Linked DNA regions of Homo sapiens: region 2 is linked to region 1. The links are chromatin loops, found by intact Hi-C in ENCODE. Cell type or tissue: ovary. All regions are shown on one strand. Each heading gives the region's core, and the rest is flanking DNA. Links, peaks and the distances in the headings are about the cores only.

Region 1 (5,376 bases), core at 239-5,238:
CAGCTGCATAAAATCAGAAGCTGGGCCCGGCGCGGTGGCTCACGCCTGTGATCCCGGCACTTTGGGAGGCCGAGGCGGGCGGATCACGAGGTCGGGAGATCGAGACCGTCCTGGCTAACACGGTGAAACCCCGTCTCTATTGAAAATAAAAATAAAAAAAGATACTAGCCGGGCGTGGTGGCGGCGCCTGTGGTCCCAGGCCCGGGAATGGCGTGAACCCGGGAGGCGGAGCTTGCAGGGAGCCGAGATCGCGCCACTGCACTTCGCCCGGGCGACAGAGCGGGACTCCGTCTCAAAAAAAAAAAAAAAAGAAAATCAGTCAGAAACTGGTGGGGCACGGTGGCTGACGCCTGTAATCCCAGCACTTTGGGAGGCCAAGGCGGGCGGATCAAGAGTTCAAGACCAGCCTGACCAACATGGAGAAACCCCGTCTCTACTAAAAATACAAAATTAGCCGGGCATGGTGGCACATGGCTGTAATCCCAGCTACTCAGGAGGCTGAGGCAGGAGAGTCGCTTGAACCCGGGAGGCGGAGGTTGCGGTGAGCCGAGATTGCGCCATTGCGCTCCAGCCTGGGCAACAGGAGCGAAACTACGTGTCAAAAAAAAAAAAAAAATCTGAAACTACGCCCCACCCCTCACTCATTCTACAGATGAGGCTATTGTGACTCACCTAGAATTAAGCTCTGGTCTCCTCCACCACTGCCCCTGCCGGCCTCCCAGCAATTGTTTTCCACAGCTGCACAACACCCTCTGGAAGGATGCTGCCATGCTGCCTGGCTTGCGCCTACCTCAGGCTTCGGCACTCCTGACACCCCAGAGTAGCCCCTACCCTCCCTCCCTAGCTGGGTGGGAAAACTATGCCCCATCCTGGGCTGGACTTTCCATCCGCTGCACCCCTGGATTCCTATCCTAAAGTCTGGCATCCATTTGCCATCCACACACCTGGAAGCTGCTCACCTGCCCAGTTTCTCCCGCTTGGGTAAAGGGACTATTCCTGGATCTGTATCATGTGCAGATGGCCCCAGCCTCCCCCCATCTCCAACCCCCAGCATGCCTTAGGCTGTCATTATTCTTCTCACGGGACAGGGCCAAGAAGAGGAAAGGAGGTCCCAGGTGTGGTCTGAGCAGAGCAGAGGGGGCTGTCACCTCCCTTGAGCTGCACGTAAGACTTCTATTGATGCAACACAAGATAGCATTTAATTTTTGTTGTTGTTATTGTTCCTTTTTTTTTCTCTTTTCCTTTTTTTTTTTTCTTTGAGCCGGAGTCTTGCTCTGTTGCCCAGGCTGGAGTGCAATGGCGCAGTCTAGGCTCACTGCAACCTCTGCCTCCCAAGTTCAAGCGATTCTCCTGCCTCAGCCTCCTGAGTAGTTGGAACTGCAGGCACGTGCCACCACACTCTGCTAATTTTTGTCTTTTTAGTAGAGGCAGGGTTTCACCGTTTTGGCCAGGCTGGTCTCAAACCCCTGACCTCGTGATCCTCCTGCCTCAGCCTCCCAAAGTGCTGGGATTACAGGTGTGAGCCACCGCTCCCAGCCTTTTTTTTTTTTTTTTTTTTTTCATTTTTTAAAGTAATTTTTAATTTGTGGTTATATAATAGCAGGGTTACAGATTCCTGGAAAGTTAAAATGTTTCAGTTTAGTCTAAAGTCCCCTTTGGGGGCCCGGTGCAGTGACTCACGCCTGTAATCCCAGCACTTTGGGAGGCCGCAGCAGGCAGATCACCTGAGGTCAGGAGTTTGAGACCAGCCTGGCCAACATGGTGAAACCGAAACCCTGTCTCTACTAAAATAAAATACAAAAATTAGCTAGGCGTGGTGGCGGGTGCCTGTAATCCCAGCTACCTGGGAGGCTGAGGCAGGAGAATCACTTGAACCTGGGAGACAGAGGTTGCAGTGAGCTGAGACTCTGTCTCAAAAAAAAAAAAGAAAATTAAAGTCCCCTTTGATCACTCCTCATTTTCCTTTTTGTCCCCTGCCCCTCTCTACACACACAATAACAAAAGTAACCACTGTTGTCAATTCGACATTTACCTTTCCAGATTTTCCCTGTAGATGTGTATGTGGTAAATACACACTCCCCAAACTAATATGTAGAATTTATGGGAGGCTGAGGCGGGCAGATCACGAGGTCAGGAGTTCGAGACCAGCCTGACCAACATGGTGAAACCCCGTCTCTACCACAAATACAAAAATTAGCTGGGTGTGGTGTCACACGCCTGTAATCCCAGATACTCAGGAGGCTGAGGCAGGAGAATTGCTTGAACCTGGGAGCCGGAGGTTGCAGTGAGCCGAGAACGTGCCACTGCACTTCAGCCTGGGCGACAGACTGAGACTCCGTCACACACAAACACACACACACACACACACACACACACGCACAAAGGAATTTATTTGTGGAGATTTTTTTTTTCACATAAATGGGATTATACTGTACATATTTATCCTGGAAATTCCTTTTCTTATTTTTTTTTTTTAGATAGAGTTTCCCCTGTCAGCCTCCCAAAGTACTTGGGATTACTTGACCTCGCCAAGTTTTGGGATTACAGGCGTAAGCCACTTCACCTGGCCTATCCTGAAATTTATTTTTCCCCTCTGTTCTGGGCTTTTGGGCTCAACTGTGGGCATAAGGGGGTTTTGGCTTTGCTGGGATCTGCATCAATGCTGCAGGCTCTTAGGGGAGCTAAACGGTCCTTACCTGGCGTGGAGGCCCCCTCAGAAGGCCCTCTCTCTGCCTTCTTCTCCCACATGTCCTTTTACCCACTCCCCTTTCTTCCATCTCCCACCTTTTTCTCACCCTAGCATTAAGGCCCCACACAAGCCATTGGTGAAAAGGTCGTTAAGTCACCAGATGCTTTTTTTAAAAGGTTTGTCTCCAGAATGTGGGCTCCCTGCGCCTCCTGGTGGCTCCTTTGAGTAACTGCAGCGGCACTGTCAGCCCCTAATCCATTCATTCATCCTTCAATCCCTCCACCCATCAATGCCTTCACCAAGCACTGCCCACCTACTGACTACCGCGTGAACCCTCTCTGTGCGAGCCCTGGGAGAAAAGACACGGAATGGAATATCTCTGCCCTGGACACTCTCCCGCTAGAATGTGAGCTCCACCGTGACCTGCCAGAAGAGTCTACAAGTTGGAGGGAGCAGCACTTTGTGCTGAAACCCATGGTCCAGGCACAGCTCCTTTGGAAGGCAATTGGGTGATCTCTCTCAAGTTCACTGCCGGGAATTAATTCTGCAGATATTCTGTCCATGGGCAAAATGACAGACTGACAGAATGTTTATTGCAGTATTGTTTTTGTTTGTTTTTTGAGACAGATTTTTGCTCTTGCCCAGTTGGAGTGCAATGGCGAAATCTAGGCTCACTGCAACCTCTGCCTCCTGGGTTCAATAGATTCTCCTGCCTCAGCCTCCCAAGTAGCTGGGTTTACAGGAGTGCGCCTCCACGCTAGGCTAATTTTAGATTTCTAGTCGAGACCAGGTTTCACCATGTTAGCCAGGCTGGTCTCGAACTCCTGACCTCAAGTGATCCACCCATCTTGGCCTCCCAAAATGCTGGGATTACAGGCGTGAGCCACCGCACCCGGCCTGCGGTATTGTTCTTGATGGCACATGGTAAGCACCTAGTAATGGCAGTGGGCGACATTTGTCCTGGTGCATCTGGATAATGGAACACCATGCGCTAGCGGAAGGAGCCCCACCTGCCCTGCAGGTTCACCTCTGACCTCGCCTTTCCCTCACTCTACTCCAGCTATCCTGCTCTCAGAGCCAGCACCAGAGACAGCTTGCCACCTTTAGGTCTTGCCAGTCATCCTCCTGTGATCCACTCCTCCTCAGAGGGGCTCTACTGGCTGCCCCCACCCTGCACCTGTCCCCACTCGGTCCTCCCTCCACTCCAGGTCCCTCTCACTTTTTTCCTACAGAAAGCATCTTATAACATACTAAACCATGTATTTATTTATTTGTTGTATTTATTATCTATTGTCTATCTCCTTACACTAGAATGTCATCTCTCCAATGGAAAGGACTTTGTTTATTTTGTTCAGTTTTATATCCCAAGCACTTCTCATAGTGCCTGACATAGAGCTGACGATAAATATCTGTTGAACAAAGGAATGAATTCAAATGAATGAGTGAAGCCAATGAATGAGTGTCTCAATGTACAGAACACAGAAAGATCTGTAAGACATATAAGAGGAGAAAGGAAGCTGCAAAGTGATGTGTGTGGTGTGCTCCCCTGCATAAATAACATGGGTGGAATGCTGTTCTGTAAACCTAAGGCCGGGCTCAGTAGCTCACGCATGTAATTCCAGAACTTTGGGAGGCCAAGGCAGGCAGATTGCTTGAGCTCAGGAGTTCAGGATCAGCCTGAGCAACATGGCAAAACCCCATCTGCACTAAAAATATAAAAATAGTAGCCCAGCGTGGTGGTGCACATCTGTGGTCCCAACTACTCAGGAGGCTGAGGTGGCAGGATCACTTGACTCTGGGAGGCAGAGGTTGCAGTGAGCTAACATCGTGCCACTGCACTCCAGCCTGGGCAAGAGGTGACAATGAGACCCTGTCTCAAAAATAAATAAATAAATAAATAAATAAATAAAAATAAACTTATAATCGCTCAAAAAAATAAAGTATATTAAATAAATAGCAACAGGCCGGGCACGGTGGCTCACGCCTGTAATCCCAGCACTTTGGGAGGCCAAGGCGGGTGGATCACCTGAGGTCAGGAGTTTGAGACCAGCCTGACCAACATGGTGAAACCCCATTTCTACTAAAACCACAAAAATTAGCTGGGCATGGTAGTGCACACCTGTAATCCCAGCTACTCGGGAGGCTGAGACAGGAGAATCACTTGAACCCAGGAGGCAGAGGTTGTGGTGAGCCGAGATCGCGCCATTACACTCCCGCCTGGGTGACAAGAACAAAACTCCATCTCAAAATAAAAATAAAAATAAAACAAACAAATAAACAACAACAAAGTTTATAAACATTTCTGGAGATTACAAGGAAGGGAGAAATACATTGGTTTGGGGTTCATTCATTGATGTATGCAACAAGCATTTCTTAGGCTCCCAATATATACTGTTTGTATTAGATAAAGATATAAGGATAGGTTTCTTTGGAAAAGGTGGCATTTGAGACTGGCTTTGAAATATGGATCAGATCCTGCCAGAAAGAGACAGGCAGAAAGGATATTCTAATGGAAGGATCAGTATGGAAATTTTGGTGGCTCAGACGTACTACAAATACTTACAGAATTATTACCAGAAAGGGGTACCAAACCAGACCCCAAGACAGGGTTTCTGGACCTCACACAAGAAGGAATTTGGGGTGAATCCATAGAGTAAAGTGAAAGCAAGTTTATTTAAGAAAGTAAA
Region 2 (5,376 bases), core at 209-5,208, 290 kb before region 1:
AGTGTTGGGATTACAGGCGTAAGCCACCATGCCTGGCCAAAAACATAATTTATAGATTGTACAACTCCCCCTTTTTAGTGTATAACTCTGAGTTTTGACAAATGCACACAGTCTTATAACCACCGTATTCTCTAGGTATTTCCAGAAAGAAAGGATTTTTAAAAATTCATCTCTATTGAGATAATTTACATACAATAAAATCACCCGTTTTAGTTGTATACTTCATGAGTTTTGCCTAATGTATAGACCAGCGTAACCACCATGACCAAGATATAGCATGTTTACATGACTCCAAAAAATTTCCTCATGTGCCTTGGCAGTTAATCTCTCCAGCCTCTAGCTGAGGTGTGTTAGTCCATTTTGCATTGCTATAAAGGAATACCTGGGACTGGGTAATTTCTAAAGAAAGGCACTGCAGGCTGTCTAGCATGACACCAGTATCTGCTTGGCTTCTGGTGAGGCCTAGGAAGCTTTCAATCATGGTGGAAGGCAAAGGGGAAGCATGCATGTCATATGGAGAAAGAGAAGGGGAGGGAGCAAGGAAGAGGTGCCAGGATCCTTTAAATAACCAGCTCTCACATGAACTAATAGAGTGAGAACTCACTCATTACCATGGGGAGGACACCAAGCCATTCATGAGGAATCTACCCCCATGACCCAAACACCTCCCCCTATGCCCGCTTCTAGCATTGGAGGTCACATTTCAGCAGGAGATTTGGAGGGGACAAAACATCCAAATCATATCACCAGGCAACCACTGATCTGTGTTTTTTGCATCTATATTTTTGGTATCTAATTTTGCCTCTCTTAAAAGTTCATATAAATGAAATGTATACAATGCCCCAGGAAGCAGATGTCAAGATGGAGTTAGCAGTGTTAGAGGTTTATTGGGGATAAGTCACAAAAGGAAAAGGGGAGTGGGAACAGGAGTATGTGGGGAGAACCTTCAGGCCTTTCTGCTGATCTGGCTCCTACAAAAGAAGAGAAGGAAGGAATAAGGATTAGTGAGAAAGTCTCAGCCAGCCCAACGGAGAACTCCAGCACCAAGAAATATCATAGAGAGTTCCCTGTTGGATTGAAATGGCCAGGCCTTAGTGCTGTCTCTGCTCGGTGGGCTGCCCGTAAAGAGCATGGCTTCAGCATGATCCCAGTGGTCCTATGGCCGGAGGACGTTAGCAAACTGCACTCCTCACAGCTGTGTGGCAATTATTTTCTTGAAGGTTTGGCACCCCTCCATAGTTGACACATAAAATAATACCCCTTCATGCCTTTTTTCACTCATCATCATGTCCAAACTTCATCCATGTTGTGTGTATCAGTACCTTCCTTTTTATTGAGTAATATTGTGTTGTATGGATGTGCCAGTTTGTCCAGTCCCTTATTGATGGGCATTTGGGTTGTTTCCAGCTTGGGATGGTGATGAGTAATGCTGCTGTAGACATACATGGACAGGTCTTGGTATGGCCTTATGATTTCACTGGTCTTGGATAAATTCCTAGGTGTAGAATTGCTGGATCTTATGGTAGAGTATATGTTTATAGGAAACTGCCAAATGTGTTCCCAAAATGGTCATACCATTTTCCACACCTGCCAACAATGAATGAGAGCCCTGGTTGCTTGACATCCAGCAGAAGGGGATTTAATGGGAAAAATATGATGCTTACTGAACCAGTGGATGGATTGGAATGTAAAGATTGGGGAAAGCTGCCACCAGCTTTCAGAAAGTCTGGACATTGCAGGAGCTTCAGAAAACCACCAGCAGTGATCACAGCTGCCTCCCATCCTGGGGCAGTCTGTGTGTATGTAGGGTGGTGGGGGGACCTGCAGAGGCTGCTGCCAAACTGAAACCTAAAACTCAAGATTCTGCCACTGCTGTTGGAGAAGCAATAATGTGCCCCTGCCTCTGCCTCCCAGTGGCTGGATCTAACTTGGAACCCAGCTGGCAAGTCATTCTGAAAAATGCACTTGTTAGGTTTCAGGCCTCTGAAATACTAAGGGAAGGCATAAAAGGTGTGAGTGTGAGTGTGTGTGTGTGGTGGGGGTCGGGGGGTAGTACTGGGGCTTTGACAAATTGCTCAATGTATATTGTCTCATTTAATTCCCAGAACAACACTTTAAGGTAGAAACTATTATTATCTTCGCTTTAAAAATGAGAAAAATAAGGGAGAAGTTGTGCCATTGTCCTAAGCAGCAGGGTCAGGATTTGAGCCAGGCGGTCAGCCTGCTTGCCTCCTCATCACAGTGCCATGCCTCCAACAGCATCACTAAGGGCTTGCGGGATTCTGAGCTCTGAGTTTCAAGATCTACACAGGAAAAGCCAAGAGTCATGACGAGGACCATTTTTCAGACCTCAGGGGCAGAAAAGGCTGGGAATAGAAAAAAGGGTCAAGGGTCCAGGCTGGGAACAGAGAAACGATCTAGGCATGGGAAGCTCCTCCAACCACAGGGACACATGAAGAGTCTCTGCAGAGACAAGGGAGGCCACAAGAGGGCACCCTGGCCCACCCAAATGTCCACAGATGGCAGCCACGCAGGGAGAGGCACACTCTCCTCCATCCTGACTTCATTCCACCAGGAGGTTCAGGGGAGCCCTAGACCAGAGCCCCCCCAGCAGGCTCTGTCCACACTGCAATCAGCCTTCACACCTGGAAATACCTGATTTTAGCTCTGGGGATCGTTGCCTTCAGGGAGAGACGGTCCCCAGAGAACCCAAGTCCTTGGAGGCACAGAGGGTCGGTTTCTGAGGCCACTCTCTTTCCTGTACCCCCTACTTCTCTTTGTCTCCATCCTTTCACAGACTTGGGCCTGATCCTTGCCTTGCCCCCATGCCACCCATGTCCAGCTCCAACTCCAAAGTTCCATCAGGCACTTGCCCACCTTGGTCAGGCAGGTGGGAGGGGTGACCAGTATTACCTTGAAAGGCTAGAAGCTCTGCCTGATGCTCCCCAAACCAGAACATCAGCTTCATGAGCACAGGGATTTGTGTCTGTTTGGTTCACTGCTATAGTCCTGGCACCTAGAACAGAGCCTGGCATACATAGTAGGTGCCCAATAAATATGTGATGAGTGAATAAATACATTAGCAGGTGCATAGTGTAGAAAAGTGTCTAGGCCTTGGAGTCAGGGAACCTGGGTTTACATCTCGGCCTCTTTGCTTACTCACTGTGCAACTTTGGGGAAATGGCTTATCAAATTGTCAAATAGGGGTTATAGTGGTGTCTCCCCAAGGGCTGTTGGGAGAATTTCTGAACATGATGTCAATAAAATGCCTCCCACAGTACCTGGCTCATGATAAGGGCCCCTAAGAGGTGGCTCATTATTTGAGATAATGAGGCCTTGGAAAACAGCACCTATTTATTGAGGATTTACTATGTGTCTGGCACTTGGCTCATGTTATCTAATTCAATTTTCATAACAACTTTTAAATGAGAAGTTAAGTAGCTCAGAGAACTTAAGCAACTTTTCCAGGGTCACACAGCTGAGAAGAACAAACTTGGGTTTAAGTCCAAGTCTTGAACCCTGCAGCATGCAAGTTTGCAAGTCAGACTTCCTGGGCTCAAATCCCGGCTTTTTCACTTACAAGCAGTATGACCCTGGGCAATTTTCTTAGGTGGAGAGCTAGGAAGGGACAGAAAGAGACCACCACCTAGGCCTGAACTGTTCTTTAGGATTTGCAGGAGTCAAAGACACCACCAACGGTACTAACAGTACTGCTGCAGTCTCACTCCCTGGAGATTGTGCAACCTGCCAAGGCCCCTGGAACCTGCTGTTTAATCACAGCATTACCTGGCCCCCATCAAGCACCAGACTGTTTCCAAATGTATTCTTTGTACTCTACCTGGAGCTGAATTCACAATCTGGTCAAGCAGTCAGGACACACACACATACACACACACACACAGCTTGGCTTTCCCGTGTAGACTTGGGCAAGTTGCTTTGCCTCTTTGAGCCTTAATTTGCACATTTGTAAGCTAAGGGGTGATAGGTAGCACCCTGAATGAGGATTACCTACAAAATGGAAGGGCGCCCTGAGTGCTGGAGGTGAGCAAGGAGGAATGGGAGGGTTTGTTTCCAGGACTACTTCAGTAAGAATCAGGCGTTGATTTCTAGGCTCTGTTAAAAGATAATTTTCAGAAAAAGGTTAAAACCGTGACTCTCTTACAGCTATAAAAATGAACCCATACTAAAGATTTTAGTTTACTTGTTAAACAATGAGGGGGCAAGACAGATGTTATAACTCATTCAAAAGAAAAGTACAAATGTATATAGAGTAAAATAAATAGACAGATGTTACAACTGGGTCAAAGGACAAGTCAAAAAAGCACAAATTTATATGGAATAAAGGAATTGAATTATAATTGGAGGCAGAGTTAATTTTTCCACAAAGGGGATGGAAGTCAGTTCCATCAGACAAGACAAAGTTTGTATGTCTATCAGTTATCTGCAATTTATAAAGTGCAAAATATTAAGCTCAGAGACAACGAACAGAGCTAGAATCATACATTCCCCAGAAGGGTGTGCTGTAGTTTTCTCTATAGCCCTTTTTGGCCTGGAGATTCAAGGCTTCTCATCCAGCATCTTCTCATCTCATCTGTAAAATGGAGTGACTAATTGTAATACTCCCTGGTTGCGTGAAGATGCAATGAGCTGGTAGAGTAGAATACTTCACAGACAGTGAAGTCTTGGTTCCCTAATCAAAGGTTATAACAATGTCTCTTACACTGTATTGTGAGGAGGATGAAATGGGCAACACACACAAACAACCCTGACCCATGCCCTCACTCAGTGTGCGTTGACACCTTGTAAGAATAGTTCTGACCACTTCGAAAATCAGCACAAACTGGGTTAAAACCCAGGCCTCTCTGGTGTCGCAAGCCATATGATTTTGTTGAACACGAGATTTTGTTGAGCACCTCCTCTCCTGGTGGGGCCTCAGTCTGCCCATCTTTCCAGGAGTGCTCGGTCAGCCGAACTCCTGAGTGACATCATCTCCTATTCCCTGCACTGTGTGAGGCACTTCACAGCTGCCAAGCTGTCCAGGACAGAGCAACTCTGGGAATGGCCTGGCAGGCAGGTGGCATGGATGTGGTAGGTCAGGGTGACTGGCTGGCAGGGATGTGGCAGGGATAAAGTCCAGCCTCCAGCCCATCCAGAACTGTCATAGTTTCCATCTTGCTCACATGGCCTGGTGGAAAAAGGCTGGCCCCAGCTGGACTTTAGCAAGAGAAAAGGAAAAGATGTTTCCCAACTGCTGGGTCAGGTCTTAAGTTGGCCAGGATGAGAAGGACAGGGCAGAGTCCAGCTTCATCTGAATCTGTGTCTTCTCCCCGCCTTGTCTGTGGCCCAGCTGTCCTCCTGCACAGAGCTGTCATCTTA

The links. Peaks named below come from ENCODE experiments on the same cell type or tissue, not always from the same donor. Only the 100,000 strongest peaks of a DNase experiment are listed, where the experiment ranks them.
Region 2: it touches region 1 in a loop (4-fold over the local background); 60 of 110 quality-filtered maps call a loop at or near these places.

The regions. Positions count from the first base shown.
Region 1 is chr20:813,729-819,104 of GRCh38, reverse strand. No RefSeq gene overlaps it. Among named protein-coding and RNA genes, the nearest start is that of FAM110A, 17 kb to the left of the region's middle. RefSeq lists a silencer at 1,346-1,522. In ovary, for the core only: a CTCF peak has its summit at 2,910 (motif pointing left); a DNase peak (open chromatin) is centred at 2,904.
Region 2 is chr20:1,105,736-1,111,111 of GRCh38, reverse strand. No RefSeq gene overlaps it. Among named protein-coding and RNA genes, the nearest start is that of PSMF1, 10 kb to the left of the region's middle. RefSeq lists an enhancer at 2,397-2,446. In ovary, for the core only: no CTCF peak of the experiment used is centred there; a DNase peak (open chromatin) is centred at 2,498.